Regions from separate parts of the Mus musculus genome. Here region 1 is linked to region 2. The links are chromatin loops, found by intact Hi-C in ENCODE. Cell type or tissue: heart. All regions are shown on one strand. Each heading gives the region's core, and the rest is flanking DNA. Links, peaks and the distances in the headings are about the cores only.

Evidence for each region. A loop is a pair of places that touch in the nucleus more often than their neighbours do. Peaks named below come from ENCODE experiments on the same cell type or tissue, not always from the same donor. Only the 100,000 strongest peaks of a DNase experiment are listed, where the experiment ranks them.
Region 1: it touches region 2 in a loop (1.9-fold over the local background); 3 of 42 quality-filtered maps call a loop at or near these places.

The regions. Positions count from the first base shown.
Region 1 is chr16:77,073,895-77,089,514 of GRCm38, reverse strand. It overlaps Usp25 (ubiquitin specific peptidase 25), which reads right to left. Exons shown (of 24, transcript NM_013918.2): 11 at 14,529-14,656; 12 at 14,149-14,244; 13 at 12,994-13,155; 14 at 12,282-12,511; 15 at 9,121-9,191; 16 at 7,830-8,058; 17 at 5,566-5,766. Among named protein-coding and RNA genes, the nearest start is that of Usp25, 68 kb to the right of the region's middle. In heart, for the core only: no CTCF peak of the experiment used is centred there; no DNase peak of the experiment used is centred there.
Region 2 is chr16:77,022,158-77,037,777 of GRCm38, reverse strand. Usp25 (ubiquitin specific peptidase 25) reads right to left here. Exons shown (of 24, transcript NM_013918.2): 2 at 3,798-3,875; 3 at 286-430. Among named protein-coding and RNA genes, the nearest start is that of Usp25, 16 kb to the right of the region's middle. In heart, for the core only: a CTCF peak has its summit at 8,930; a DNase peak (open chromatin) is centred at 8,947; H3K4me3 peaks cover 677 bases; H3K27ac peaks cover 1,476 bases.

The sequences.
Region 1 (15,620 bases), core at 3,643-11,642, 52 kb before region 2:
TTGAAAGATATGGCAGCTGATGTGTGTCTTGAAAGACTTTTAGGCAAGATTGTTTTGGAAATAAGGGGCATCCAGGCAGAAGAAATAGTTTATAGAAACCATTTTAAGGATAAATAAGGTAATAAGCAAATCAAAATTAAGTACAACCTAAGAAGGGTAATAAAAAAACATCGCAGTGAAAACAAATTGAAGTGATCCTGAAAGGATTCATAGAGAGTTTGTGATATTTAAAGTATCTTAAAACATCCAAAGTCATAAATCACGTTAACAGTGTCACTGTTGTCGGAAAGTCCCCTCTAGGTGAGAGCTTTGGGGGATAGAGTTACAGTAAAAGAAGGGACTAACTAGTGTCTTGTAGCCATAGAATAGAAACCAGAGAATCACTCAATGCACAAGGTACTCAGAGAGAGAGACAGACAGAAAGACACAGAAACAGAGAGAGAGACAAAGAGAAATGTGTTTTCTAATACCCAAATGTAGGCACTACTAAGATTTTTTTTCCTTTGGCATTTTCTATTTCAAGACATAACCATTCTAATAATTTTGTTTTAATGAAAAGAAAAAGAATGGTTTTATACACATTTTAAAACTTAAATAAGAAGAGACATTTTCAGTGGTGTTTCTTTTACTAAGTTGCTAATAATGAAAGGTTCAAGAAATCCACATGTTGCCAAACATGAACAATTTCTGTATCAGGTCATGCAATCAAGAAGATGAAAGCTTGACTTTACCCCATAGCACGTTCCAACGTAATGTCGGTAACCATGCCACCACATAAACTCACACTACTGTAGGTCCTTATAAATACAAAGAATCTAATGGGCAAAAATAATGCATCCTTCAGGATGCAATTTGTTGGGCCTGGAGTGATTGGGTTTGCTTTCTTTATTCTTGGAAATCTTCCTTGATTTCTATCATTGTTTAGTTGTTAAGTTTCCCAACAGCTCCCGTGTTGGAGATGTGTTCACAGGAGGATGGTGCTTTGGGCTGGTAGTCCAGGAAGTGGTCCTCTAACAGCAAGTAGCTCACAGGAGCACACCTTTAAAAGCTACAGTGAGGAGCCCTTTTCTTTTTCCTGATCAACAGAAAATAAGTAGCTATGTACTCCCTGTGTACTATGCACCAAGATGTTAGAGCAAGCCACAGGCACACAAGGAAGGAAGCCAGGAAATCAATCTTTTCTCCCTTAAGATATTTCATCTAACATAATTTGTTTCTGTAAAGAGTTCCATTACAAATGGTTGTGAGCCACCATGTGGTTGCTGGGAATTAAACTCAGGACCTCTGGAAGTAGTTAGTGTTCTTAACCACTGAGCCATCTCTCCATCCCCTTGGCGTACTTTAAAGCTTACTTCTCTATGGTTATAGTTTAACATTTAACAGCCCATGGTATTCTGCCCAATATCTAGAGGATGGAGCTCAACGCTCATGCAACTATGAAAAGTACTAATGGCACAGTGGATTATGAAAACAAGAAGACATAGTGTAGGGAGGAAGAGGTGAGGAATGGGTTGGACATGATCTACATACATTACATCCATGTCAGAAATTATGAAAGGGTAATTTTTTTAAATTGTTAAAAAGCCTTCACTAAGGATGAGCACTGACAATGACATTAATGAAATTTCCACGAGGAAAGATACAATTTAGAAAGGATTCAAAGCCCATCTGGTATGTAGTGTTTATTAAATTAATGATGCAGATATAAAATGAATAACACCCAGATCCTGCTATATGGGAACAGGACAATGCTAGGGACATTTGGATTCTAACAAGCCTTATTCTACTTCCTGTATTTTGAACCTGTAAGCCTGAGTTTATGGAAATGACCCAGAGAGGGCTCTGTCTGTTACATTTACATACATTTATGAACCTCTGAGATACACTTCCGACACAGTTTTGCATCATTTTCTACCTGTAATTTTGTTTCTTTTTCTGCTTTGCTTTGAATTGAAGTATATTACCCATGTTCTAAGGAATCAAATACTTTTCTTGATAAGGATTAAAACAAGTAAAATACTAATTTCGGAATTACCCATGTAAGGTATGACATGCTTTTCTGGATGAGGATTAAAATAAGTGAATATTAGTTCAGGAACTATTTCTCTCTGCAGTAGAATCCTGGGTCAGATGACAACCGCATATAACTATGATGCTTAAGAGGAACACCTCAGAGTTACCTGTGGATGCTTAAGAGTAAAAGCCTATTTTGGGAAGAAATACTCAGGAAGAGAAGCTCCTTGGCTGAAGGCGCAGGGTTATCTAGATACTTCATGAGTGCGGAACTCCAGGTGTTATGCCGTGTGACCCAATGCCCTCACCCATGCTCCTCAGTGGGTGTCATGGTTATGCGCTCCAGAGCAGGCAGAGGCGGGCAGGGAATGGCTCCACTCCTGTCTTTCTCACTTCTGAGATTCTCGGCTTTGAGCACATTCAACCTTCCCATTTCTTATGCCAGGCTGCTAAGAAGGACCCACAAGGACCACTAGAGTTACCTGCGGATGCTTAAGACTATACTTCCAATTAACCTGTGGCTTTTTACAATGCATACTCTAGATCCTCCCTGAAATTCCTTCCAGACTTAAGGAACTTTTAGGAATCAAAGCAGAGTGTTTGGGTTGGCCTGCTCTGCAGTGGCAGGATTATGGGGGAAACACTTTCCCATTGCTTGTCCGGCATTTTCCCTTCCGTGGGCAATGAATAGTAGTGGAAAAATAACACCACTAGATTTAGGAAACAACAAACAGTAGTTTGATTAATGTTGTATATCCTAATATCCTTAAGTAGGTATGGGTTTTAATTGGCTCCTGTCTTGAATCTTTATTGAGAAAAGTTCACAAGGAAGGAAGAGAAAAATCACACTGTAAATTATCTGGACAGCTTTTTCGTCATTGTTCCTCCTAGTCACACACAATCCTAGGGCACACCGATTCTAGAAATAACATAGAGGACTAAACAAATTATTTACATTGAAAACTATAAAGAGAAAAAGAAGGTGGCCACAGTGTTACATTTTCTGAACTAGTGATGAGATAAAAGTTGGCATGAGATACTAGCCTTATTTAATTATATGTGAACTCCTCTGCAGCAGAGAATAAGCTCCTACAGTATTAAAATAATGTCACCACAGATTTGCCTAAAACCAGTAAATCCCAGCCCTGAGAGGATGAGGTGAACTCATTGCTCTGAGTTCCAAATCAGCCTGGACTTGAGGAAAACCTTGTCTCAAAAAAAGAAACATCAGTGTGTGTGTGTGTGTGTGTGTGTGTGTGTGTGTGTGTGTGTGTGTTTAAACTTTTCAGTCTTATTCTTCACATTTATAGATGCAGCACATTTTGCTTGTACTCCGACAAAATGCACACTTCTTAAACAGGATGCAAAGCTTGTTCTCACAGTATAGCTGTTCTCAAACCTCAGCCCCATCCTGCAGAGATGTATGTGAACTAAAGATTTATATTCTTTATATATTCGTTATTTTGACTCCCCTCAAACAATATGCCTCCACTATTATCAAGTTGATTTTACACATTAAAAAGAAACATATTCAAAAATTAAAATGGAATTTCTAAAATTTCAAAACACACAAAAGTTCTTAGTAGGAAAGAAAGATCACAAAGACAGTGCGTGGATCACAGAGACATGACGTTTGTCATGGAGAAAGATAAGGTGACAATGTATAAGGTGGGTGGGCTGGAGGATGAACACAGGATGTGTATAGTTTGCCATGAAAATAAAATGCTACCCTTAAATTTAGAGTCTAATTTTACAGAGGCAGAAAATGTCTGAAATGTTATGTCTTGATATCACAAAATGTAGGTTAATCAAGAAAAACATTGGAGGTCAATAAATGGAGGGTCGCTGTGCCTGCACACTTAGATCCTATCACTTGGGTCAATGATGCAGCCCTTGCCTCCTAATAGTAAGAAGAATAATCACATGTGGATGGAGTGTGCATAAATCAAATTGGCTAAGTTCTAGGAAATGATTAGAATGATTTATACAAAAGACCAAGGAAGAAATTAAAGGAATAGAACTGGCAAAAAAAAAAAAAAAAAAAAAGATTGGAGCCAAGACATCCCTTGGTAGTTACTGAAACTATAATGCTGCAAATCCACCTTGCTCATATGTTCTACAAGGAAGCCATTGAGACACCATCCTGCACCATGACAAAGCTCACTGGCCACTAATAGCACTATATGGTCACACAGAGCATCCGATACTTACATACCTAAATACTGGACTTTTTGTTGGTATAATATTTTTATCTTTGTCTTTTAGAGCCTCTAACTTATATATTTCTTCAGTATCAATAAATTAACTGATCAACTTATTTCAAAAGAAGTCTGTCTAAACCTGTTCATGCCTGCATCAGTCACAGAGCTGTAATGGAGTAGTAAATATTTCCTAACAAATAAGTAATTCTGTTTAATGTTCAAAGTGAGAAAGCTAAAACCTACACAGAGGGTGCTACGATGAAATACCTCTGTGAAAGATGAAGGTAAGCAAGCAACCTTCCCCAAATGATTCCTTTAAAACAAAGACCAGAGCACGCAGATCCTGGGCAAAGGGCATGAGTTAGGGATAAACTTGTAGTCAGAGTCGAGAGAGACAGACAGACAGACATATGTATCCCTTTTTTCCCCCCTAGTTTGCAGAGTTTATCTAAGTGTACTTTTTACTTCCTCAATTCCCTATCCAGTTCAGAAAAATGGAACTTTCACAGCAATGAATGTATGGCCCTAAGATAAATTTGTAATTAATTTTTATAAAAATGGTTAAAAGATATTTTAACTTCAATTTTCCTAAAATCTCACCGTGTTGAATTTATCACTTATGTTGAATATTTTAATGGTTTTATCAGGTAATATTTAAGAATTACATTTTCTAGTATTTATACTTTTTATACATTTGCCACTTTTATTGGTCTATATATAATTTTTAACTTGGACGTTATTTTAAATGTTTATTTTTGACTAAAATCCTTCTATAGTTTTTAAACATTAGGTATTGATCACATGGCCCTAACTATACTGAACTAAACTCAAATTTTTTAAAAAACCAACTGAATTGTTAATTCCAGTATTATGCAATAACTGTGAGTATATTAATATTGTCTGTTGAGAGCTGTTTCCTAATAGACTCAGAAAAGCCAATTTGTGTCTTTCCTAATCACAGTTATTACAGCTTCCTGTCAAAAGGAGAATAGACGACTCCAAGCACAGAGAGGAGTCTTAGTGTCTACAGTGATTAAGGAAACTGTGGCCTGCGGTCATCCTGAGAGTTAGATGTTTGCTAACTTCTACTTCTTCTTCATACTTGACTGTAGTTAAACTTCATGCTTTGATTTCTTACATGTGCCAACATTAATGGCCTATATACCATTTGCTTGGAAGAGTTTTAAATGTTTACTTTGACTAACATTATTCTTTCCTTTTTTTTTTTTAAATGGGTGTAGAACACAAGGTCCTACCACTGTGTATAACAGTGAGCACAATTTATAATAAAACACAATAAAAATAAATGCTATTACCCTACTATAAACTATAACTTAATAAGCAGACAAACCTGTGGTGGCCGAAGCCTCTGCTTCCCGCAGTTTCGGCGCAGCTAGCAGCTTTTCTTGCAGTGATCGTTGGGCAAGCTGCGTGTCCCATTCTTCCAGTTCCTTCTCAAAGCGCTGGTTGTCCTCCTCAACAAAGTCTCTCAAGTCTGGAGGTAAGGTTTCCATTCCAACAAGGGCCTGCCCAGTCTCTTTATTAAACTCCTCTGAAAATCATATTTCAAAAACTAGTATAAAATTAAGAAGTCACGGAAAAATGCAAAGTTCAAAATAGAATGCATTTCAAGTGGCATATAAACTATATACTATTCATTATTACATACAGTCACCATAGCAAACATTACCTACATTTTCTTAAAAAGTCTAAAAGTGCTCAGAAAAACAAAGACATAACTATTAGAAAAATGAGTCGAAGGTTTCTGATAAGTTCCTAGAGTCTGAAGAGTAGCAAGGAGAGGCAATACAGAATTAATTAAAATGTCTGGTGATTCTAACATGAGCCTAACCTCACTTTGCTATTATAAGAAAATATCCAAAGTCTGATTATGCAGGAAATAACTGTTTCACCAAAGTCAGAAGCAATCTCTGACTATGTTAAGCTCAAAGTAGAACTAAAACCGTTTTTTATGTTAAGGGATTAAATACAACATAAAATCACATAAACTGTGAAGCTTATCAATGCAGCAAGGTGTTCTGAAACAATGTGCAACTAGTACTTCAATAGTCAAAGTGAGCTGTTGAAGTTTGCTCTGTGGCTATTTATTGTAATGCTAAATTCTGTACCCAAAGGTCTAGGCTTATGAGTAAGTAATCATGTTTACAAGCTTTTGTTATGCAAACCTTGTTCCTTAATTTAAAACTATTGGTTAAATCAAAATGGCTACAGCCAATTACTGGAGGGATTTGGGTAGGCAGGTTTTTCAGTTACCTGGTTGAGCATGGGAGAGGGGGGAGCAGGAGGGGGGAGGGGAGAAGACTCCATGGCACAAGTAGATCAGAAACATGGCCATGAGGGCTGCCTAGATGGAACATGGAAAGTTATAACTCGGAGTTATTGATGGAGAGGTGGATTCTAATAGATCAGAAGGTAGATTTGCCCAGCTGTAGTGCATTGAAGGCTTATTAGAAATATAAAAGTCTGTGTCTTTTATCTGGGAACTAAATGATCAAAAGCAGGGATAGAAACCCCACTGAGATTAAAGATTTCTTACAACATTAAACTTTAGTTATAAATGAACAGCCTAGTTAAGCTTACACGGCTACAGACAGAAGGGATATACTGGGTGTTTTCTTTATGCAAAGACTACATTAGGACAACAGAAATAAAAAGACTACAGTATATTTTCACAGGGATTTGGGCTTTGAGCCAAAGAGATTACAGTGTTCAAACCTAACCACACAATTGTCTGATGGAAGAAATGCTTTTGGTTTTTTTTAAAGATTTATTTATTTTATGTATGTGAGTACACCGTAGCCGTCTTCAGATATACCAGAAGAGGGCATTGGATCCCATTAAACATGGTTGTGAGTCACCATGTGGTTGCTGGCAATTGAACTCAAGATCTTGGAAGAGCAGTCAGTGTTATTAACCACTGAGCCATCTCTCCAGCCCCGAAATATGTTTTGAGAAAACCTGAACTGATGTTTTGGGAAGTATACAAAAAAAAACTGTGCAAGAGGAGATGGCATGAAGCTCAAATGTCAGTGAAGTATATAAAGTTCAAACTGGGCCATGAGGCTGGAGCAAATCTTAGAGGCCAGAAACAAAGGCCCTCTGTGCTAGACTAAGGGGTCAACCGTCAGCCAGTGTCCGGCTGGCTGCAGGAGCTAAGGAGCTCTCACTATGGGGAGCACAGTCGGATTTATGTTGGTTATTAGCTCTGAGTACAGTGTGACTGCCTGGTGTGGGTCCCGTTCCTGGAGTCCAGCTTAGGTTGTATCACCTCCCCATTCCAGCTTTTCATGAACACTTCTCAATGCAATTCTCCACCCTCAGTGAATTCATCACACAGCCAAATCATGACAGAAAAATCCTTACTCAAAAATGCCACACTGTGGGGTTGGAGACACAGCTCAGCAGTTTGCTGCTCTTGAATACCTGGGTTCAGTTTCCAACACCCACATGATGGCTCACAACAACCATCTCTGACTCTGGGTTCACACCTATCTTCTTGGGGGCAGGCACTAGGCTCTTACACAGTGCCCTTGCATACATGCAGGTAAAACACTCAGATATGGAAATAGCAGTGATGGCAGGGCATCGTCTTACCTTGTATTAGGAACTGTGCCTTGTCGTCTATGTACATTAAGCAGTATGCACTGGCATTTCGATAACCACCGAAAGAGTCCCTCACTAGCTCTTCCCATGAAGACTTGGTCACAGCAATATCATTATACTTCATCCACCGGCTCTCCCGGTGGTCAAAGATGTACGCCCAGTAGTGGCCGGCATTAGCCTGGCCCTCATGAACTAGGACGGCATGGAGGCGGTAAGGGACCTGGCGTGGAAAGAAATGCAAAGTTGAATTATACTGTCTACTAAACCATTTCCCAAGGCCATCTGCAAACTACCTATTTAAGGAAAGCTGGGGCACATTTTCTAAATAGAATAAAAGTCGCTGGGATTAAAGGTTTTGAGGAAAACAACAGAACAAATAAACAAAACATGCAAAATTATTCAGGGAGAAAATCTATGGAAGTTATTAAACTAAAAATATACAAACATATAAGAGAAAGTAATTTTCAAAACTGAAAATAGATTGTACGTGTTGGTGGCTGGCCCAGTACTTCTTTGTACTGAACAAAGGAGTTACAGTGGACATTTATACACACAGTTTCTCTCTGTCTTCACAGTTGTAGTGACAAAAACACCAGACTGCATGATCAATGTATATCCAAAGTAGGCTTGCATGCTTGTTGCTCTCTGAAGACAGTTTCTAACTATGCAAGCCTGTTGGCCTGCCTCCCAAACATATCTCCCTGCCTCAGCATCGCGAGCGCTGGGGTTACAGGCATTGCTCCCACACCCAGAAAGAAGTTAGAGTTGAACGGGGCTTCAGGGTTTCTACCCCAATTATTTGCCTTTAAATGGTCATATGCATTTTCCCTATGGACATATTTTTTTCTTAATGAATATGTTTGGAAAACTGCTTGTAAATTTTATTGTAAGATTTTTTAAAAGGAGTAACTTAGGTATAACATGAAGGAAATCTGTTATAAAATTTTATCAGAATGTTTTTCTCCTTAGTTTATACTATAATACCAAATATATTGCTTATTAGAATAAAATGTATTCAAGTTGTATGACAAAACATGTACCAAGAATTGGTGTGAGATAAATAGGATGAAGGTGAAGATGGAAGGATAACTCAACATTCTCGGCACACATGTCCAGCAGTCCACAACTGCCTGTAACTCTGGCTCTAAAGTCACCCTACAGCGTTGGCCTCCCAGGGCACCAATGCACACACAAACATACACAGAATTAAAAAGAAATCCTTACAAATAGCACACGGTGTGGCAACAGAGTGACAGGGGCCGGCAGCCCAGCGCTCACTTACTTGGATCATGGATTTGTCCGAGTACATGAGTTCAATTGTTCGATGGATTCTGGATATGCTTTCCTGCAGATCTACGGATAGAAGACGGGACTTAATGGAGGACACGGTCACCTGGATAGAAGACGGGACTTAATGGAGGACACGGTCACCTGGGTTTCTACTGAGACTAGTAACAGAGGGACGAAGGGGTTTTTGGTTTTGTTTTTTTGTTTTTTGTTTTTTATAATCACACTATTGAGGAAGAAAAGTTTTCTAAACTATTCTTTAAGATGCTATTATTGCAGTCTATGTGAAATGAGATGTTCAGAACAAAGAGAGTTAAAAATACAACAAAACAAAACAACTCAGGAAATATGCAGGGCCAAGAAAATCAAACTGCATTCAAGTTTGTACAGAAAGGTTTCAAGGAATGTTAACGCTCACCTCCCTATACATGTAGAGATAATAGGAAAAATCAACTATGCATGCAACTGGGACACTAAAATAGCCAAGTGAAATTTATAACGGAACTTCCATTTCCTATTATTTCTACTTACAGTAGAAAAGAATTTTATAAAAGTCTTCAAAGACTGGGTGTTCACAGCTACATTATTTCATAATTTTTAAATCTGAATAAGGTAAGTGTTGGTATCGATACATTAAAATATCACAGAATTGTAACGTTCTGTTAATCAGTTGAAAGAATCTGGAAGAAGCCAGAAAAGGCTACTACAAAAAAGTAACTTCAAACTCTGGAAAGATTAATTTTAGGCTGATACAAAATTAAGAAACCATAAGAGATAAATAAATGTAAGAGTACAAACATCTAAAACTTTAATCAACATCAGAACACAAAAGCCAGGTGCTGCAGAGATGGCTCAGTGGTTAAGAGCACTGGTTGCTCTTCCAGAGGTTCAATTCCCAGCACACACATGATTGCTCCCCTAAACATAATCTGAGAGGGGGTCTGATGCTCACTTCTGGCCTCCACAGGCACTGCACACAATGATTACCATCATATATGGAAGCAAGTCACCCACACAGAAATTAAGTTAAAAAACTAACAAAAGCAAATAAAAAACCAGCACAAAGGCCAAATGACAAACTAGAAGAGTAATACCGATAGCATGCACTATAGACAAAAAGACTCATGTCTAAATGAGGGCATTTTCTTGGAAGAAATAAAAACTAGAAAAATTGCTTACTATAAAAAAAAATAGGTTAAAGACCCGCTTTACAAGTTGTTACAGGGAATATGTAATATATATTTGTTTTATGGTATATATTAAACTGTCCCAAAATGTTTACAAAAGAGAAAAATAAGATAAATAAGACATTTTTAAAAATACTATCATCATAATGGTAGGCAAATCAAGACACTGAGATGTTATTTATCGCCTACCAGACTACTCCAGAGTAAATAAAATACACTCAGGGTCTGAGAGTCTCCTGAGAGTATTCTCTTCCAAACAGAACTATTTTAAAACATTCAAATTTTAAAATCTATATACTTTAGCCGAGAAATGGAATCTTAAGAAGCCTACTCTATTTATTTAAGAATATTCTATACATATATGTATATATGTAATGTATATACATATATATGTAATAGACCAACATTTTCTGCAGTTAATACATGAATATTAAATACATTATCCGGGCTTTGGAATACTACACAATCATATAAAAAAAAAAAATCAATGCTAGTTTGTTGTATCCATAGGAGTTAAAGACAGAAAACAAGAATCCCAAGTAAGTCTTTCCTGATCTCCAGTATGATGTGCACAGAATCTTAAGGCATGAATGCTCCCCAGGTTCATCTATCACAAATGACCACTGTGATCTCATCATGCTGTCTTTGTCTTCCAGGCAGGGACTCACACGTTTGTCCATTTGAAGTACATTTTATTTAGTATTCGTGCTACTGTAAATTCAGTGGCCCACTTGATTCCTCTCTCGGGCCTGTGGTCATTAACCTCCATGTGTCTGTTTTCTTTAAATATTATTTCAAACACTTTCATTTGTTTTCTCACTTTGTGCAGTACCTGAATGTCAAAAGTTTATCAGCATCTACTCTTCTGAATTACAAATACAGTCTGTCATGTCCAGAAGGGAATTATTCAATACTCCACACAGCATTCAATAAACTATTATTAGCCATTAAACTATGTTTAATTAATATAAGTAAAGTTATTTAAATATGCACAATAGTAACACAAACTCTCTAGTTACTAAGACTAACAATGCAACTATCTACTCTATTAAACTGGACTTTATTCATACTTATCCATAAAGTGGCAACTTAACTATCTAAAAGAAGACAGCTAGTGCTATTTAATGTAACCTCAACCTTTTAATATAAAATTACAATTTCTATTTTCCTGATAGCTGAAGTTTAGAGTTAGTAACGTATATTTTGACATGTAAAGATAATTATAATATAATCTACTGTGAAGTATCTTTTTAAAATGAAAAAGTTCATTTTAACAGTTAGAAATGAATTCAAAATAAAGTGTCTTTCAAGAAAGAAAGATAGCTCAGCAATGCATGTGTTCATCCACACGCACTCCCACACACCAAATCCTTATGTTGCTGTATACCTCCTGAAAATTTCCTATAGACTGGCACTGGGTCCATGGATCGGATCTGTAAGTCTCTTAGACTAGATTAAACAATGAGGCTGTACATGGGGTTCAGCATCTCTAGCATGATTCAATGTCCAGGTAGAAACAGAAATTAAAACTTCACTTTTTAAATGGTTATACCTAGAGAAAAACAGTTTTCCCCTCTTCATTATGCAAGCATCAGACGGAGTCCAGAACCAGTAAGTACAAATTCTGAGGCTCTATGACATTTCCCCACTGGAGTAGCTGTGAATACCAGTTTGATATAAATTTAGAACACTAAACTGGCAAATCAGACCATCTGTTACATCATTAATCAGCTAAGTAAGCTGGGGAAACCCTTGTGGTCCCTGTGAATCTGACACGAAGGGCAAGAACATAAAAAAATTAAAAAATGGGACAGCCAAAAAACAGTGTCTTCCACAAAATCTTTTCAGAAAAGATTTTTTTTTTCAAGGAAAAACTACACATGTTTAAAAATGAAATCCAAGCCATTTTTCCTTCTCAGAGTACAACATCATCTGAAGCGACAGCAGCCACACTCAGCGAGCTTCTTACCTCGCGTGTCATTTTCTATTTCCGTCCTCCAGCGATGTAAACAGCTCTCCAGCACGCACAGTTCTTCCTCTGTGATGTGCCTTGGTGCCGGATGCATGGGCAAATCTGGAGGTATCCGAGACTGAGTGAAGGGTTTGTGAATCACTGACCTCAAGGGCAGGGCGGCACCTGATGCGGGTGAGGAGGAGCCGGGCAGATCTGAAGCACAGGGTCCCTGCTGTTCTGTTGTGCTGTGGTTTCAAAGCACACATGCGACTGGTTAAACTTCCAAACTGAAGCCAGCTCTATAGATGATAGCATCCAAGCCCCTCACAATCTCAAGAGGAAATGATCTTAAGAAACACACAAACTGATCAAATATCAGACGAGACGTTTAGTACAAGAGGACTAAAATCTTATAAGGACGAAATCGTGGCTTTAAAGTAAGACTGCCTTCTTCTTTGTAATGGAAAATCTAATGCATATTCTAACTAAAGATCTCTCTCTCTCTCTCTCTCTCTCTGTCTCTCTTTCTCTCTCTAATACCAACTTGCATTATCAGAAACAAATTCTACTCTAAAAGCATCATCAACATATTATATGACGTTCAGAAACTACAAACCAAAACATTGAAAAGTATAATTCTGACCAGCGAAAAATATATAAAGATTCCAACAGATAGACAAGACCTCCTGAATTGATGAGGAATAAGGAGCAAGGGTGACTCACTTACCTTGGTAAGGACTGTGATGGTAGGGGGCCACTTGCTGAGGAACTAGCATCGATGTCATCAACGGGGGAAGTGCACACAGGTTTACTGGAGGCAAACTCCAATGCATACTGTAGAACATCTACCAATGGGAATCTTTTGGGACCGGAACCATAGCTTAAATATCTATTAATAAAATATACACGTTTTACCTATATTGTCAAAATAATTTGTGGCTTGAAGCCTTATAAAATAAGACTTTGCTTTTCTAATAAAGAAGGTGAAACTGAATATACACTTGAGAAATGGAAGGACGGCAAAGCTGATGAAAATTGCAAGTCCTATGTATGGCCGCACCTAAGACGGTGTTCTAAACTGCCCCCGTGGGAAAACAAACCCAGGACCATGTGCAAACATTCTCATCTCTGAATCCTGCACTAGCCTCATGGTTAAGGTCCTCACTTTTATCATCTTTTACCCCGTGAACACTTTCCATACATGTACTGGAACTTATTAAGATGTAAGCTCCCTGGAAGTACATGTTCACACTCAACATTGTATGTTATTAATGAGCAAATTAAACGTAACTCAGAAAGTTGTAGGTCGACAACTGGGGTTAGTCAAACTGCATTGCAGCCTGTAGGCTTATCCGGCCTGCATGGCATCACATTCCACATCTGATGGAGCTGTGACTTGTGAGAGCATAGGCACACTCAGCCCCTCCCTTCTGGTATGTGATAGCACCCACTCACGCCATGCACACTTCTATGAGCTGCGCAACCTCCCTTTGCTGCCCGGCTTCTTCCTGAAGGATTCACTGTGTGAAGCTTGGGAGGCTTGGGCGGGAAGAGTTCGAATCCTCTCGGTCCAGTTCACCCCGTGCTCTGCGCTAGCCTCCTGACTTCCACTTACCGCACCAGGAAAACAAGCTGGTGATAATCACGTCTTTCATTTCAATTTCTAAGATAATCATCTACAGCCTAGTAGGGATGCAATCTAGAGTCTAATGTAATTAATCAAAATTCAATCCGGAATGAATTATAAGCTTATAATATTATAATATAGTATATGCTTATAATAGGTTACATTATAAGTTACCCAAAGCATGTTGAAAATTAATAATCGAGTTAGCCACCAGGCACATGCCTTCCTGTCTTAAGCCCATGAAGGCTGAATTACCTCTCTAATCTTTGTTGTAATACTGTGAGGTAATCTTTAAGTCTCTTGATCTCTTCACGTTTAATTCTTGTTATTTCTCTATTTCTGTGCATATACCTATTAAGGAAAAAAAAAAGGCCATCATTAGTGTTACCAAATATCTTGGAAACTAGTATGATAATAAATCTAACTATTACTACAAAAGGTCAACTGAAGTTTTTTAAGATATCAGGTATAAAACACAAAAATATTTTAATACTTAATATTTATTACTATATATTTATAAGATAAAATGAATATACTCCCTTAACAGATAATAAGATGGAAATATCAAGCATCAATAAACCTTAGCTTCAAGGAAATAACAATTTTCACAAACCTACTACTTGTACAAACCGTACCTGTCCAGATATAAAACTTGGGGAAATTCTAGTTTATTGTGAATTTTTTCTGGTCTTCCCAATGCCTGGTTAAATTCAAATCTTGACAGTTCAAATGTTAATACCGGCGGCAATTCAGTGAACCAATGCTGAAAGAAACAATAACAGACACTTGGTCAGCCTGTTAGATTTCACCATCACAATTTTAAGGTCGGTAAATGATCCTGGTGCTGACGTTACTGTACTACAGCAAGCAGAGGGACTATGATGGTTTCCTTACAGCTGAACTTCAGCCTGACGTCCCCATAGCCTTTGTCCACATCAGAGGACAGAGGGAAACCTTATCTACACACTGCTAATCGTCCACAGTTGTAACATTCCAAATTCTCCCTAGGAGGGAAGGACTTCAGAGCTCCTTCACCTTCTGTCGCAGGCTGAGTGACACTTACTGAAACCAAACAGATTGTCAAACCGAAGACTTGACTCAAAGGGAAACAAATCTTTGTCTGGAACAAATGCGCACTGTTCTCATCCTAAAATTGGAAAATGTTATCTTCCCTTTCTCTCTCTTTTTTCTTCCTACTTTTACCTTGAATCTTACAACTATATATTATATTAATGTATGATAAAGATTTCTCAGCAACAAAGTTTATACTTGTAAAAGCTTTCAAATATAAACTAGCAATCAATGAGTTAAATTTCTTATTGCTCTGAGTGTGTCCTACCCACTCACGCCACACACACAGTTGTTTAGTGAACCACGAAATTTAACATTTTCAAAAAGCTTGTTTTTATGTAACAAGTTCAAGTTTTACAAAAGGATGCTATTTGTTTTAAAGGTTGAATATATACATTCAAAAGCCAACAAGTTCAGAGGTGTAAAATCATAAATATTTTTAAGTATTTATAAGTCCTGCAACAAGATACTATTAATCCCATGTTACAGGTATCATAGCTTTCAGTGCCAAAAACTGGTACCACACATCCCTCAGTGACTGCGCACAAACGTAACCTGAACCAAAACCAGGAATAAACATTGCAGGCTGAGGAAAATGGGATGGGCTGGAATCTTGACGATGGCACCTGTCTTCCAGTGAAGCTGCTAAAGCTAAG
Region 2 (15,620 bases), core at 4,284-12,283:
TGAAAAATGTAAATGACTGCCCTCCTAAAATTCTATACTTTAAATGAATATGATTCACACAGTTCTTTCATATTTCAAAGGCATGTAGACTATATGAGATATTCAAAACATAATAGATAACATAAATAAAATTATTTGTCTTTAACCTAGAAAAAAACACTAATAAAAATTTATATTCATTTATTTTTGTAGTTATGCTTCACCTCACTTAGTGAATAAAACTAATACATTGACAACCAAAAAAGTTTAATTCGTATCAATAAAACATTGAGAAGAAAAACTTACTTGCATCTGCCTGGCTTCCCACGCTGATGTACCTGTCGTTGCCTGGAAGCGCTGTCTGGTAATAGCCTGTCTCCTCCTGTGGGGGGGTCTTGGCATTCTTTGCAGTGAGGAAGGCTACTGCTAATTCCAAGTTTCCGTTACTATCCTTCAAATATCAATAAAGGAACACGCAATGAATTTCGAATAATGATATATAATCACACAAAATGTACATAATTTTATCCATAATGTTTTGTGGCAAAAATCATTTTGATTTGAAATTATTTTAATACAACTCTAACTTAATAGTAATATTTTATTATCCATAATTTATGATATTCGTTATTAAGACATCTAATACAGCCCTAAAATCAATTGTCTATTTTCTTAGTTTTCTATTACTTTCCTATCCATTTAGAAAAGTCAAATCATGAGCTTCCAAAGTGAAACAAATGAGTAATCTAGATTGCACCCCCCCCCCGGGGGGGGGGGTGTTCCATAAGAGTGAAAAGTGACTTGTTAAAATACAGCTTCTCTCACACGGATACTGGACACACAGCTAGGAACAAACTGGAGCAAAATGCCAAGGATTCATAGGACAGCAGAGGTTTAGAACTTGATAGGATGGAGAGGCAGGGAGAATTGCTAGGCAGAAATGGTTACTGCCATCAAGATGACAACTATGCACACACACACACACACACGCGCGCACACACACACACACACACACACACACACAAACATTCACACACATGTCACTGCTCATCAAAAGCACAGCTAATCAAAATATGCAAATGTTCATTTAGAATTCGAAAAAGCAAGGAGAGGAGGGTTGCTCAGTTTTGTCTTCAGAATCTCTAAAGGACTAATGATAGGTAAAATGTAATACTATCCCAAGGCAGCTAACTGAGGCAGCACAATGAACTCAGAGATAAATCAAGTCATCTCTGTATCAGAAGCTAGAATGTAAAAACCTCACAGGGTTGTTTGTTTTGTTTTGCTTTTAAAGGCAGTAGAACACTTTGGACATCGTATGATGTTCATGGTAAAAAGCTTGTGTTGGCTATGCATTAAAAAGAAAACTATGGAAGCAAAGTCTGAGAAATCCCTGCTAACCTATTAAGGAGAAGAGAGAATTCTGGGATGAAGATAATTGCAAAATAACCAACAGGCAAAAGAATGAAGAAGCAATTCCTGCCGCAGACTCATTCTAGCAGGGAGCTGAGGAGAGGGTGGTGGGAAGGCAACAACACAGCTTCACTGTGTGACGCCTTTATGTACATTATGAGACTAAGTGACTCTTCCAAGAGGCACCTTTAAGAGAGGCCACTGTCAGGCAAGTACACTGCTCACCAAAGGAACTGCAGTGAAGACTGAGGAAGTATTTACTGTGTGTCAAGAAACCTGCTAAGTGCTTCAACCCAAACACAGCAGGGATTTTACAACCTGGTGGCTATTCAGCCTGTATAACTAAGTATAGATTCTTGTTATGGTTTGGATCTAAAATGTAATTCACAGGCTCCTGAGTTGGAAGACCAGTACCCAGCTGATGGCAACATTGGGGAGGCTGAGTGACTTTCTCAGGAGTCAGGCTGTGTAAACTCAGGGAAGTGTGGACGGGGAGGGTCTCCCAGCTCTGCTTTCAGGTCTGCTGAGGTGTGAGCAGGCACCCTCACGCTCCTGCCACTGTGAATCCCCACCACGAGACAGCACTCGTAAACTGAGCCGAAACTGAGCCGAAACGAATCCACCCTCCTCTCTTGGCTTTTTAAAAGCTATGTGTGTGTGTGTGTGTGTGTGTGTCTGTGTGTGTCTGTGTATGTGTGTTTATGTGTACAGGAGTGCAGTGCCTGCAGAGGCCAGAAGAGGAGATCTGACCCAGTAGAGATGGAGAAAGCCAATAATGTGTTAGGAACCAAAATGCAGTCCTATGCAAGAGCAGCCAATGCTCATCGCCTTGAGCCACTTCTCCAGCCATCCCAAGTTCCACTTGTCAGGTATTTGGGCAGGGTTAAGGGAAGTAGCTAGTAGCATGTTCAGCTTACAGTGATGAAGTCAGTAGCTGTGGTTCCCAACACAAGGGACTTCTTGGTAAGAGAATCAATTCATTACTAAATCCCTTGAGAAATCAGAAAGGCTATCAGTTGGGGTTTAAATGTCCTATTTACTCTATCACCTAACTTGAAATGTAAGTTTGTGAAGAAGAAAAACCGCTTACACTTAAGGAATGTGGACAAGACTTAATTGATCTATATTTCTCAAATGTAAAACAGGGAGGGGGTCTCCTCCAAATGCACATAGCCAAGTGATGGGCTACACCCTCACCCTCACCCTCCACCCTCCATCCTCGGTGATCTCCTGGGAAAGGAGTGGGTTGGTCAGGTATTTATCAGAATGAAAGAAAGACGTGCTCCTAAGAACTGAGGGACTGCACAGTGCTGCTTCCTCCAATGACAAGATGCACAGCTCTGTATAAACTCCTGCCAGCATCCTTCTGGCAAACAGGACAAAGCAGCAGCTCCCACCAGAGCAGCAGACACAGCCTTAGTCAGGCACCGGCCGATGGCTGCTGTAGCTCCTGTTTCCAGCCTCTCCACACGCCGCTGTGTGATTTGGAGTGGGTTACTTAACGGTTTAGGTTTCGTCATTTTCAAAGTGGGGAAATGGAAGTATTTATCTCTTGGAAATATAAGACTAAATGAACAAACCCACATGAGGAACTGAAACGCAGGTTGTTGCTATCATTGGTGATATTTGCTCATAACCATCAAAAACTTTAAAATCGTAAACTATCTCTGGAAATTAAAGCTCTCTAGCTCAGAATCAGGGACCGTTTTGACTTTTTCTCTCATCGATGAGTTACAAAGGCTCCCATCTATGCCTGTGACTAAGGTGATAAAAATGTTCCATACAAATGAGCTCAAACTACAGTTCTATTTCAAGCATACACTTCATTGGCTTCATCCTTCTCCCTGTGAGCTAGCCACGGGATTTGACTCATCTGAGCAGCTCCATAAGGAAATGAGAGTGTATCTAGGATACAACCAAATGGCACGTTGGCTTTGATGCACACGCTACTGAAATTTGAGGTGGAATATCCTTACAGCATGCTTAACTAAATGAAGTTATCATGAGCAACATGATAGGTGAAAGCAATATATATTTCTCAGTCTCAGAAAGAAAAAGAGGTAAGCTGTGGGCCCTATTGCTTCTCTAATTTGTGTTCCTTCTTCACATTGTATTTTAACCCATACACTGAACCGCAGTCATATACTAAATCATGGTTGAAAAACATTATTCATGAGCACTGAAATTATGCCCTACCATTCTGCAGAAAAAGTATCTGCTATAGAGGGGCTACACACCACTCCAAGGTAGCAGGAATTACTTGTTTACAATTGCAACACACAAAATGAGGCTCTCGCTTTATAAGAGACTGCTTTCCCGTCTCTACAAATATATGGTTTAACTAATACAGTACACAAGAGAGAGAAAAGTACGCCGCAGATGTAAGCTGTAAGCTAAGGCCATACCTTCAGGGCTTGTTGGAGTATCTGGGCGTCATTAATCCCAGTAATTTCTCTCAGCTGATTCAAAAATGTCTGCTGGTGCTAGAGGGCAGAGAAGAAATCAGAATTATTACAGTAGAAACAATGAACCTATTTTGTTTTTCTTTTTTAAGAAAAAGAGAAAAAGAAAGAGGAGAGAAGAGAAGAGGTAAGCCTTGGAAGACACAGAATAAAAACACCACTCTTTTGAACAAGGAAAGACACCACATATCAGGGAGCCCTGCCGCAACTCTGACGTTTCTCTACAGCTGCCTTCTTTAAGACAGGGCATTACTATGTAGCCCTGGTTGACCTGGAACTCGGTGAAGATCAGGGCAGACCTTGAACTCCCAGGCATCCACCTGGGATTAGAGGTGAGTGCCACCACGCCTGGACTCTCGTTTTTCATTCCCAGCTTCCAGAGTTTCCCAAGCAGCTTCCGAGCTCACAGTTTTCAACCTGTCTTCATCGTCTCAGATCATGCCTCTGCAAGAATCTGAACCTGTTTGAGCTGGGCGCACTCCTGGGATGGTTAGGAGATGTGCGTGTATGTCACAGGCTGCCTATGAAACCAGCGAGTACATCTCAGGGTCCAAGGATGCAGCCAATGACAAGAAGACCCCCTGATCCTCCAACCTCACTGCCATAAAACAGCCTCAGTAGAACTGGTTTGGTCCACTTCAGTCACTTCCCTCCACAGTGTGTGAGACTAGGGAATTTCATAACCTGGACGGCACAAGATTCTACTACCAGTGCTTGCAAAGATCTTCAATCAGCAATTCCCACTGCATGCCCTTCTATTTTATTTCTTAAAACCTGATTCTCACAAACTGTGGAACAGCACTATGAACTAAAGTACAGAAAAAGTAAGACAGAAAGCAAGCCTCATTGCTACAATAACGTGGGTCTCTTGATTTATTACTTCAAAATGGTTTCTCCTTTCCCCTTTACCAAATCTGAGGGGAATTTGCGGGTAGTCTTAATTAACTACTGGTCGAGAGTATGCTGAGAAAAGGAGTATTTACAAAATTTCAATCTACAATGAATAAAGAGAAAAATTAGCTCTGTACTGGAAACTAGCAAGCCCCCTCCTTAACCAGGACATCTAAGTTACTATGACTGGTGACAAGACAAAAATGGCAGCATGCACCTGCTGACACACTGCAGCCTGGAGCTGTGCAGGTTTGACACAAGTACAAAACCTGAATTTAATCTTGAAGACTGACCAGACAACCTCAAGCAAGCCATCCAGAGCAAGTGAGTTGTTCGGTCATCATTAAGATGCCTAGACCACCAAAAACAAAGGGTGAGTCTCTTCCAGAAGGGAAATCCAGAAGTATTGCCCCACAACGCAACAAGAGAGGCTGGGTGCCCTGCAGAGTGTCAGTGCAGGTGACTGGAGAAGCAAAGGAAGCTGCTCAGTGGATGACAACATATTAGTCACGTTCCTGAATTGGATTATAGTAGGGGAACATCATCTTCCTTAGAAAATACCCTTGAAATGTTTAAGTGACAGAGTGGTCAAAGTGTACGCCACCCACAGGAGATTCTCAGATGCTTCCGTTAAAAAAAAAAAAAAAAAGCCATGGAAGTTCTTTGCATTAATATCTCCAAATCTAATTTCCCATAAGAGTTCTAGAAAACCCAGCCTGACATTAAAAAGTTCTTTAAGACTTCTTCTGCTTGCCGAGCAGTGGTGGCACATGACTTTAACCCCAGCACTCGGGAGGCAGAGGCAGGTGGATTTCTGAGTTCAAGGCCAGCCTGGTCTAGAGAGTGAGTTCCAGGACAGCCAGGGCTACACAGAGAAACCCTGTGTCAAAAACAAAACAAAACAAAACAAAACAAAACAAAACAAACAAACAAAAAAAGACTTCTTCTGCTTAAGGTCTGTGCAGATTAAAGTGTCAAGCCACTCACCCATTCAGGAGTTCAGAAAATAATTTTCTGGTAGGCAAAATCCATTATAAAAGTGAAATCAGAGATGTATGAATTCTTTCAAAGAAAAGAGAAAACTCAGCAAAGAGAAGCAGCACTACAGCAGATACTGTTAGGCAATGGTGGATTACTCACGCCATCTAAGAACTTCATTCCCATAAAAACCTTATTAAGGAACCAAGACGGCAGCACCTAATAATACAATAGATGTTAAGATACAAAAGAAAAGTATGTAAAGGCCAGGAAGTACACAGAAGTTTCATGAAAGCATCAAATGGACAATCTACAGGTTGCAATAAGAAAAGTCATATTTCTCTTTAAACCTCTCCTATTGATTTGTATTTGAAAAACTGGAGTAAAACTGACAGTGGAATCAATACCAAAGATTAGAAATTAAGTATATATTTTTAAAAAACATACAGGACTCTTTTCTATAATGTAAAACTTAGTTTAGTCACTATAACATGCTAAGAAAATGCCACAAGCCTATTTGCAATGTACAGGGCCTACAACCTCAATATTTTATTTACATTATTTTTTTAATGGCAAATTATTTAATCATGCATCTCAGAAAAATTATTGAACATCCCAAGGAAATTTAATTATTTTGTAGAAATGTTCATGTCCTTGAACCAAGAAAGCGGCTGTCACACATTAATGTTAACGAGATGACCAAATACGCATGGGACATTATAAAGACCAACATCCCACCGGAGACTGATTCCAGGAAAAATGTGCCTCAAATGACTTTATGCAAATCAACCTAGATGCAGTATGAACAAGGCAAACGCGCTTTTATTTTAATAACAAATGCAATACAAAGATGCTAGGAAGGGCCCATCCCAAACAGTACATAAACACCTTGGTGGTACTCCTTCCTTCCTTCCTTCCTCTAAAGACTTATTTCCCTATGGCAAAGAAGATAGACGTTCAACAGTGGTACGATCGAGGGCAACACACAAGCAGAAATGGGATGTATTTGGAGGGTTGGAAGTGCCTTATGGTTCCACAGATGCCTCACTAGAAGATTCGGGGAGCCCACTTAAGCCCACCCGCCACCCACCCCCTGCCAAATGGGGCAGACGTAGAAAAGAGCCATTCAGCCTGCCTGTAAATCAGTGATCATGATAGCACCGTCTTGGTATGCAACCAAATACTAAGGTGATTTTTATGGTACTAGTTGGCTGACACAGAGTTCATTAAAAAATGCAGAGAAATCATGCAGAGGACTTTTGCTGTATATCATAAATGTTCAGTGTTTTCTTTTTTTTTTTTAATGAGCAGTCAGTCTGACACACTGCCAAAGAACCCTGTTCTACCATGATTCATGTTTTCACAAATTTTGACTGGGAGTGAAGAGGAGATAAGGGGGTGGGGACACTGGAAAAGGGGAAGGAGGTGAGAAAAAAAGCTACAGACAAGGTTCTTAGCTAAACTGACAAGAAATAGAGAAGAGATCGGGGGGTGGGGGTGGGGGATACAACAGAGAAAACTCCAGGAGAAGTCGCCTGGTTGCAACACTGTCCTCTTTGTCATTAGCCCACAAGCTGTGCTCTCATCTTCTGTAGCTCTGTCCATATTGCTGATATTTCTGCAGTGATCATGATCCTGGTTTGTCTGGTAAGGCCTGGACCTTCCTTCGTGTGAGAGTTAATCTTTTCTGTCAGCCTGACTGGCTTTAGAATCACCATGGAAACTAAATCTGGGATGTCAGCGAAATATTTTCCAGATTAACTTAAAGGAGGTGGAAAGACTCACCTTAAATGGTCAGTGGGTACCATTCCATGGGTTAGGGTCTTAGACTAAATCTAAGAACGAGACAGGAAGCTGGGCATCTGACTGTGGACACATGTGACCAATCAACTCCTCTCCTTGTCACCAGACCTCCTCTGCCATGATGAACTGAACCTCTGAATGCTGTGAGCCAAAAGAACCCCCCAGCCCCTGCCTTATGTTTTGATGAAGCAGCAAGGCAGGTAACTCAGACACTTCACACTTCCCAGATTTGTCTCTGATAAACTCTTCTCCTCACTACAAGCATCCTGCATAGGAACCTCTGCTTCCCTAGCAAGTTCAGATGCAAGGTGGACTCGCTCCAATTGCCTATTTCTGGAGCCTATTGTTGAGTCCCAGTGGCCTCCTCTGTATGGATTTCTTAGGTGCTATAGAGCAGAACATAGCGGCTTCTGTTTGTTCCCACCGCCGGGCCAAAGAGCAAAACAGAATTCAATAGATTTGGTGGTTTGTGGACGCCACAAAAATCAATAAGCAAAGATGCCAAAATGCACACACACCTTCAAGCTCTGTCCTTTATTTCCACTGCACAATGACATCCTGCTTTTCTACAACTGCAAAATATAGCAAGCAGTTCCAGGATAAGGAAGCAAGTGGGTTTCAGCACAAATCCTTTACCTCACCAGTAGACTAGGGAATGCCAGGCTTTTTTCTTAATGTTTCAGAAAAAAAGTGGAATCACCCCTGGAACCTACCTATATGGAATACGGGGGCCAGAAGAGAAGGGCAATAGACACTGGTTAAATATTACTAAGTATGGATTGGAACATGCTTGTAGGACTCGTAGTTCTGTGTTAAGCTTTACTTAGTTACATCTCTGCTGTAAATATCCATTTGATGCTCTTTGAATGAGTCAAACTACAGAGAAGAGACCAGAAAGGCAGAAGCCTCCCTTAGGGTTATCAGTCTCAAGAACCATCAGCCAAGAAGCCTTGGCTCTTAGAAACCAGATAGATGGTGTCACAGCAGCCCAGCTTTTCTGGGCGTTTTACGATTACTCTGAGAACACGACAACAGCTGCAGTGTGACCAATACAGCCACTGCTGCAGACCTGCTCCAGGTATGAGCACCCCAGTCTGCCCTAGCCTCAGAAAGCAGCACTCTCTGCAAAACAAGCCTTCTGTTAACTCAGGCACTGACCCCAGAGCCATTTTCATTCAAACCAGGGAGGGATCGTAAGCAGACAGCTTGATTAACACAGATGTCAACTTGCACTTGCAGGAAGCACAGCATCCTGAGTGGGGCGAACACCTTGCTACAGAGGGCCAGCAGATAATAAGTAGGCTTCCTGGCTGCCTTCCTGAGTGAGTCCCTCTCTGCTGCTACCAGCTGGTGTGGCTTGAGAGCACTTAACAGGGCTGGAGTTCTCAGGGCAGTGGTTCTCTTTGAGCCGCTAACACAATGTGGTGGCAGCACGAGAAGGTCGGCTGCAGAGTTCCAGAGAGCAGCCAGGGACAGAAACTAAGTGAGCAGAAGAGGCCAAGACAAGCCGCAGTGCAGTCTCTGCTCACTGGCGGGATTCCAAGGACATGGAAGCTTTAGGAGTCAAGAATCCCAACACCGGGAGCCCGAGGGCTGGAACACTACCAGCAGTCAACATCCAAGGGTCCCAAGACCATAGGTCTCGGTGCTGTAACGGGAGCCTATTCGGGGCCTGAGGACCCACCATGCACAGCCCACCCGAGAGTTCTCACACTGGCAGGAACTGCCTTCTGGTGTCTGCTCGCTCCGCTCACTGCAGCTGAAAACGAAGGATTACAGCAGCTGTCAAATGTTGGAGCCACTCGTGGCTAAACCAGAACTGCAAGCCTCCAACCTGCATTTTTAAAATTAAGAAAAAAAAAAAAAAACAAAACAAAACCCGTTGGGTTTAAAGCCTTTGGGTTCAATAAGCCCTAGCTAGCTCTCAGGGTTTATAGTCTACCAGTGTAGACTATGCTGGTCTTGGGTACTCAAGGGCTAGGGACAATTATCACTAGAAAAGTCTCTCTTCACTGCTCACATCTAGGCAGGCAGAGTAGGGTGGCCCCAGTCAGCTCCCCAGTAACTTAAAGACACCTTAGTTAACATCAAGATAACTGCTGAGAATGCAAAAGTGGGAATGGCTAGCGGCAGAGGGGGTGGGTAAATTGTTCACTGTGCCCTTGTTAGACAAAATATTGGTTTCTAAATGCCTCCGGTTCATAAACTTAGCATGTGCTCTCTTCCCCAAGAAGTTATTCTCACGGAAGCTCCCTGAAGTCTCTTCAAGAGATTAACAGATGCAGACACAGGAATAAAAACAGGTCTTGGAAATTCAATAGCTACTGTCTTTTCCAGATCTTTCTCCCCTCAGTCATTAGCAATGATGTGAAAAATGAAGACTCTGAGCTTAAACTAATTATGTTCACTAGTTATGCTCACGTGAAATACTCAATGATAAGATAATGATAAGATAAAAAGCAATACAGACTATGGCAGGAAAGGGATTGTACTAACACTTGAGTGACTCTTTAGTCAGCCACTGCGTTTGTCAACTCAGTTTCCAAAATAAAGAAAATTCAGGTACAAAGAAAAGGAACTCACAGGTCAGTGTCCCCTCAAAGGTGGCTGCGGCCAGCAAACTTTAAAATGACCAGTAGAAAAAAACAAGTCTTCAGGTTTTCTGAGAATAAAGACTCAAACCTCAGATTACAGGCCAGCCACTGAGTGGGAGGCTTCTAGCTTCTGCTCTACAGACCCCTCAACTCTGCCACTTTAGGGTACGGAACCTGAGTGCATCTCCTCTTCAAATGCATTCTGCATCTGCTGATAACTGCAAACCTCCATAATGGGATTCTGGTGGTAATGCTGTGTCTCCTGCAGCCCTTCAGCCATGCCTTCACACAGAAATCTGACAGTAGGCTGGGAAGCACTTGTGGAACAGCAGAAATAAAACAAACACCAAGAAAAGAGATGAGTTGACCTATAGGAAATCACCAACACCAACAAGAAGTCAGGAACATAGCTAGTCCTAGATAAATGTAAGTTTCCATCCTTCTCACCCAAGAATTCTTATCCGCACCTGTCACCCAGTCCCTCAGTCCTATCTGCAATACTCCACAGCATTTCAGAAACTCTCCACCCCTACTAGGCCACAGATAAAACAATCGTAAGCCGGCACTGTCAGTACAAGTCTCCCAGTCACTGTTATTACACAGCGCTAGAACCAAAACTCCTACGGAATTTAGGTACATTTTGAGGCCAAATACGAACCCTACAGGAACAAACATGGTTTCTATGGGAACATCATTCATATTCAGTTCTAAAAACCAAACTGGCAAAGTCTTTTAGTATACACTGTGATTTTAAATTAGAGTACTTACATTCTAGAAGACACATAGGTAAACAAAATTTGGAGAATCAAGTCATATATTTTACCTTCCATATCTGTGGTTTAAATAAAATAAGCATTTAGCTAGTTCTGATGTAAATAAAGTTCTCCTGTTATGTATGTACTTCAAATTTCTTTCTGTGTTTGGTTCATTGTTGTTTTCTTGGTTTGTTTTGTTTTGTTTTGTTTGCTTGGTTTGGTTTTTTTTGGTTGGTTGGTTTTGTTTTTCTTGTTTCTGGTTTTTCGAGGCAGGTTACTCTTTGTAGCCCTGGCTGTACTAGAACTTAACTCAGTAGACCAAGATGACCCGAAATCAAGAGATCTGCCTGCCTCTGCCTCTGTCTCTACAGGGCTGGGATTAAAAGCTATGTGCCACCACTGCCCGGCTTGTATCTCTAATTTCTGCATTACATTTTCATAATTAATTTTCAGTGCAAAAGTAAAGTCCCTTATACTAATGAAATAAACATGCTTTGGACACTGAGAGAGGGTTCAGGGCCTAATCCTTGCCACCTAAGCATGAGGACCTAAGCTTGGTGGTCAAGTACCCACCACAAAGGCGATGCAGGGACCTGGACCTAGTGCCAGGGAGGAGAATCCCTGGGGTGGCCAGCCAGCCAGCCAGCCAAGAGCAGTCAGTAAGAGACCTGCCTCAGGAAATTAAGTAGAAACACAGGACGATAGCTCAATAATAATTGTCTAGGCTTCACACACGGACACACAAAGTGAAGAATCAATTTGTTAATCAAAACCCTTGCCCTAGTTGTTCTTCCTCTTCCTGTGAGAAAATATCCCATCAAAAGCAAGTTAAGGAGAAAGGAGCTTATTTTAGCTCACAAGTCCAGGTTATCTTCTATTATGGTGGGCAAGTCAAAAGAGTAGGCATTTGAAGCAGGGAGGTGGTCACATCCAGAGTCAGGAGGAGGGAGAGAAAATGGATGCATAGATATGCTTTCTCCCCTCGTACACAGTCCAAGGCCCAAACACAGGGAATTCTGTGACTCATAATGTGTGGACCTTTCTCACCCATCTCAAAGGAATAAAGATTATCACCACCCCAAAGACATGTCCAACAGGTCAACTCTCAGTGAAACTCTCTTTCCGGGTGATTACAGATTATGTCAAGTTGAAATCAAAACTAACCAACACTATTTTCAAAGCAGAACTTTCAAATTAAAAGGGTCTCATAATTCCTCACAGCTTAATGTCACAAAACAATTCCTTAAAGCAAATCCAACTTTTGGTCCTATTAATGACATAATGGCTAACTATGTACAGGCATGTTACTGTGCACTGTGTAAAGATTATCCTTGTATTATCCAAAGGCTGATTTCTATGACCACCATGCCCTCCCCCCCAAAAAAAACCAAACATCTCATTGCAATCCTTATTCTGAGAATCTCTTGTCTCAGTGTTGTGTAAGCTTTGCTCCCAATTACTCCCTGACTTATCAATAAAGAAACTTGTCAGTCAGTGACTGAGCAGAGGAGAGAATAGGGCTGGACTATTCCAGCCAGGGGAGCAGGAGGGAGACACAGGAAGTGGGGATCCCCGAGGAGGAGAAGGTCCAGGAGACACTGTGAGAATTCACCTGGAACAGAGAGAGCCAGATCGATACTAAAACGCAAGTATCTCGAATATTTTGGCTGGGAGGTAACCAGATTAGTTTGGAGAAATAAAATAGATTACTACTGCTCAGTTGTTGTGCCTTAAACCTGTTAAATAAATCTAATAGTCATTTCAATTATTTGGGAGCTATCTGGGTTAAGAGAAAAGCTGCAACCCAGAAATTTGCACTAACATTTTGCAGCCTACAGCAGAGGGTGCTGGATCTCCTGGGACTGAAGTTCTAAGCCGCACTTGAGGTGCTGTGAACTGAAGCCGCCCCTGAAAGCACTCCATACTCTTAGCCAGTGAGTCTTCTCCGCAGCATCTCTTTTCAGTGTTGCAACAGGGTCTCACTAAGCTGCCTATGCTGATCTTCAAATGAATCTGTAGCCCAGGCAGGTGTCCTGCTCCTGGCCCACGCCCTGCTTAGCTGGTCTTACAGGCCCATTCCATGAGCCCTATCTCCTCCTTCAGTTACTCTTGATCAAACATCTGTTCTTGGTGAATTATATAAAGCCTTCCTTACTATAATTTTTGTGTTCTCTCTCCTTTTTTTTTTGTCCTGGTTGGCCCTTAACTAGAAAATGTTCCTGACAGTTTTTTTAATTATTAAAATCTATTGTTATATATTTTCTAAGAAAATAGATCTCAAAACAATTAGGAGGGGAAGATTTACCCTTGAGAGAACAAATGCCTCTGGGAAACACAATCTAAGAAGGTTACAATCTGCTGGGCGTGGTGGCGCACGCCTTTAATCCCGGCACTTGGGAGGGAGAGGCAGGAGGATTTCTGAGTTTGAGGCCAGCCTGGTCTACAGAGTGAGTCACAGGACAGCCAGGGCTACACAGAGAAACCCTGTCTCAACAAACAAACAAACAAAAACAAACAGAAGGTTACAATCTAACCATGTAGGTTGAGCACTCTCCTACAGTACTATTAGGCACTCGATTCAAAATAGACATGGGCTGAGCTTTATAAAGGACCAGGTAATGCAATCATTGACCACTAGTGACGGAACTCAGCCTGCATCCTCCTGTCCTTCCCTGGAGGTTGCAGTGATATACCAAATGTCCCACCCTCGAGTGACACTGGTTAGTTTTTCCCAGGCAACTCCCATCCTGAAGCAATCCAGACTCTTCAAGCACCATGAGTCATCTTCCTAAGGTTAGAAAAAAAAAAGTCAATTCAAAGAGTTTTCAGGACTCTGTGCCAGAAAGCAAGAGAAAAGACAGAATATTTGTTCATTATTCTGCCACAGTTCTAGTCCAGCTATTTGTAGTAAACAAATAATATCAGATCAATTCAGGTTTCTTTGTCCTTGCTCTTCTCTCTAACAATGGAGCTCTCTCACATATTTATAACGTTCCCTCCACTTCAAGCCCTGAGTGCTGTCTCCTCCATTTTCCCTTAGCCTTTGGCTTATCATTTGGGCTCACACCCCCACAGACTACACGTTTTTCATCTGCATAAAACAGAGGAGGAAGAAATGAAGGCAGTCATGACACTGACTGATAATTGTATACTTATGCACAAAGCAGGCATCCAACTGGAATCCAGAACTGAGCTGAAGATGTAGCGTGAAGTTCATTTTGAATATAGAGACTTGGAAGCCGTGGGCCTAAACTGTAAAATACAAAAGGTCTCTAAGATGGAAACCACAAAGTAGGAAGCAGAAAGATTAAATTTTAGGAATGTAATGAACAGAAATACACACACATGCGCACGCGCGCGCGCGCACACACACACACACACACACACACTTTACAGGCTCACCAAATTCCTATCAAAGAGCTAAGAACCTTTTTTGCTGTTTTCTTCCTCAGTTATTCATATTGAGAAAAACAACAATCCCCTAGAAACTTTAATCCTTGAACTTTCACTATAAAGAGAATAAAAAGGCTCAGGATGCTAATGAGAAGGCTCAGTGCTAGGGCATGGTAACACATGTCTATAATCCCACCACTGGGGAGGCAGAGGCAGGCAGATCTTTGAGGGTTCCTGGCCAGTCAACCTGATCTACATAGTGAATTCTTATGTAGAGAGATCCTGTCTCAGAATAAGAAAGAGCGAAAGAGCAAAAGAGTGAAAGAGCAAAAGAAAGATAGAAAGAAAGAAAGAAAGAAAGAAAGAAAGAAAGAAAGAAAGGAAGGAAGGAAGGAAGGAAGGAAGGAAGGAAGGAAAGAAGGAAGGAAAAGAAAGAGAGAGAGAGAGAGAAAGAAAGAAAGAAAGAAAGAAAGAAAGAAAGGAAGGAAGGAAGGAAAAGAAAGAAAGAAAGAAAGAAAGAAAGAGAGAGGGGGAGGGAGGGAGGGAGGGAGGGAGAAAGAAAGAAAGAAAGAAAGAAAGAAAGAAAGAAAGAAAGAAAGAAAGAAAGAGGGAGGGAGACAGAGAGAGAGAGAGAGAGACAGAGAGGGAGACAGAGAGGGAGACAGAGAGGGAGACAGAGAGGGAGGGGAGGGGAGGGGAGGGGAGGGGAGGGAAGGGGAGGGAAGGGAAAAAGGCAGGGACAAGAGGAAGGCAGACTCTAGGGATGAGATGCCTGGAAAAGGACCTAACTTCTTCCACTCTCTTTCTCTTCTTTTCTGCCCACCATAATCTGAGTGGCTGCCTTTAACAGGCACTCTACCATGATGTGCACAAGCCCAAAAGCAATAGGGCCAACCAACCATGAACTCCATAGAGGGGCCGGCCAAACCTGCCCTTCTTTTCATGTGCTTGGCGTTATTCGGTTAGAGCAAAAGAAAACAAGCACGCGTAAATGCTGGACTACAAGGAACACCTTGAAATCAGAAGAAAATAAAGAGAAGATGAAGAAGAAGAATTTTACAAGCAAGAATCAGAACGCTCAATAAGCACTGGCAAAGATAAGCAAATAGATCATTAAGCTTCAGTATCTCCTGAAACACAAAAGGATGACCACGGTCTCACCAAAACTTTCACAGGCTAAGAACTGAAGAAAACATTTCCAACCTTACGAAATATATCTTTCAAAAAAACTGTGGCAAAGATTACATTTAGTACAAGACAAAGCATTCCCGGAATATAATGAGGAAGAGTGCAAGAATTCCAAGTCAATGTTTTCAGGAGATTCCCGAGAGGACAATAAAACAATAGCAAGG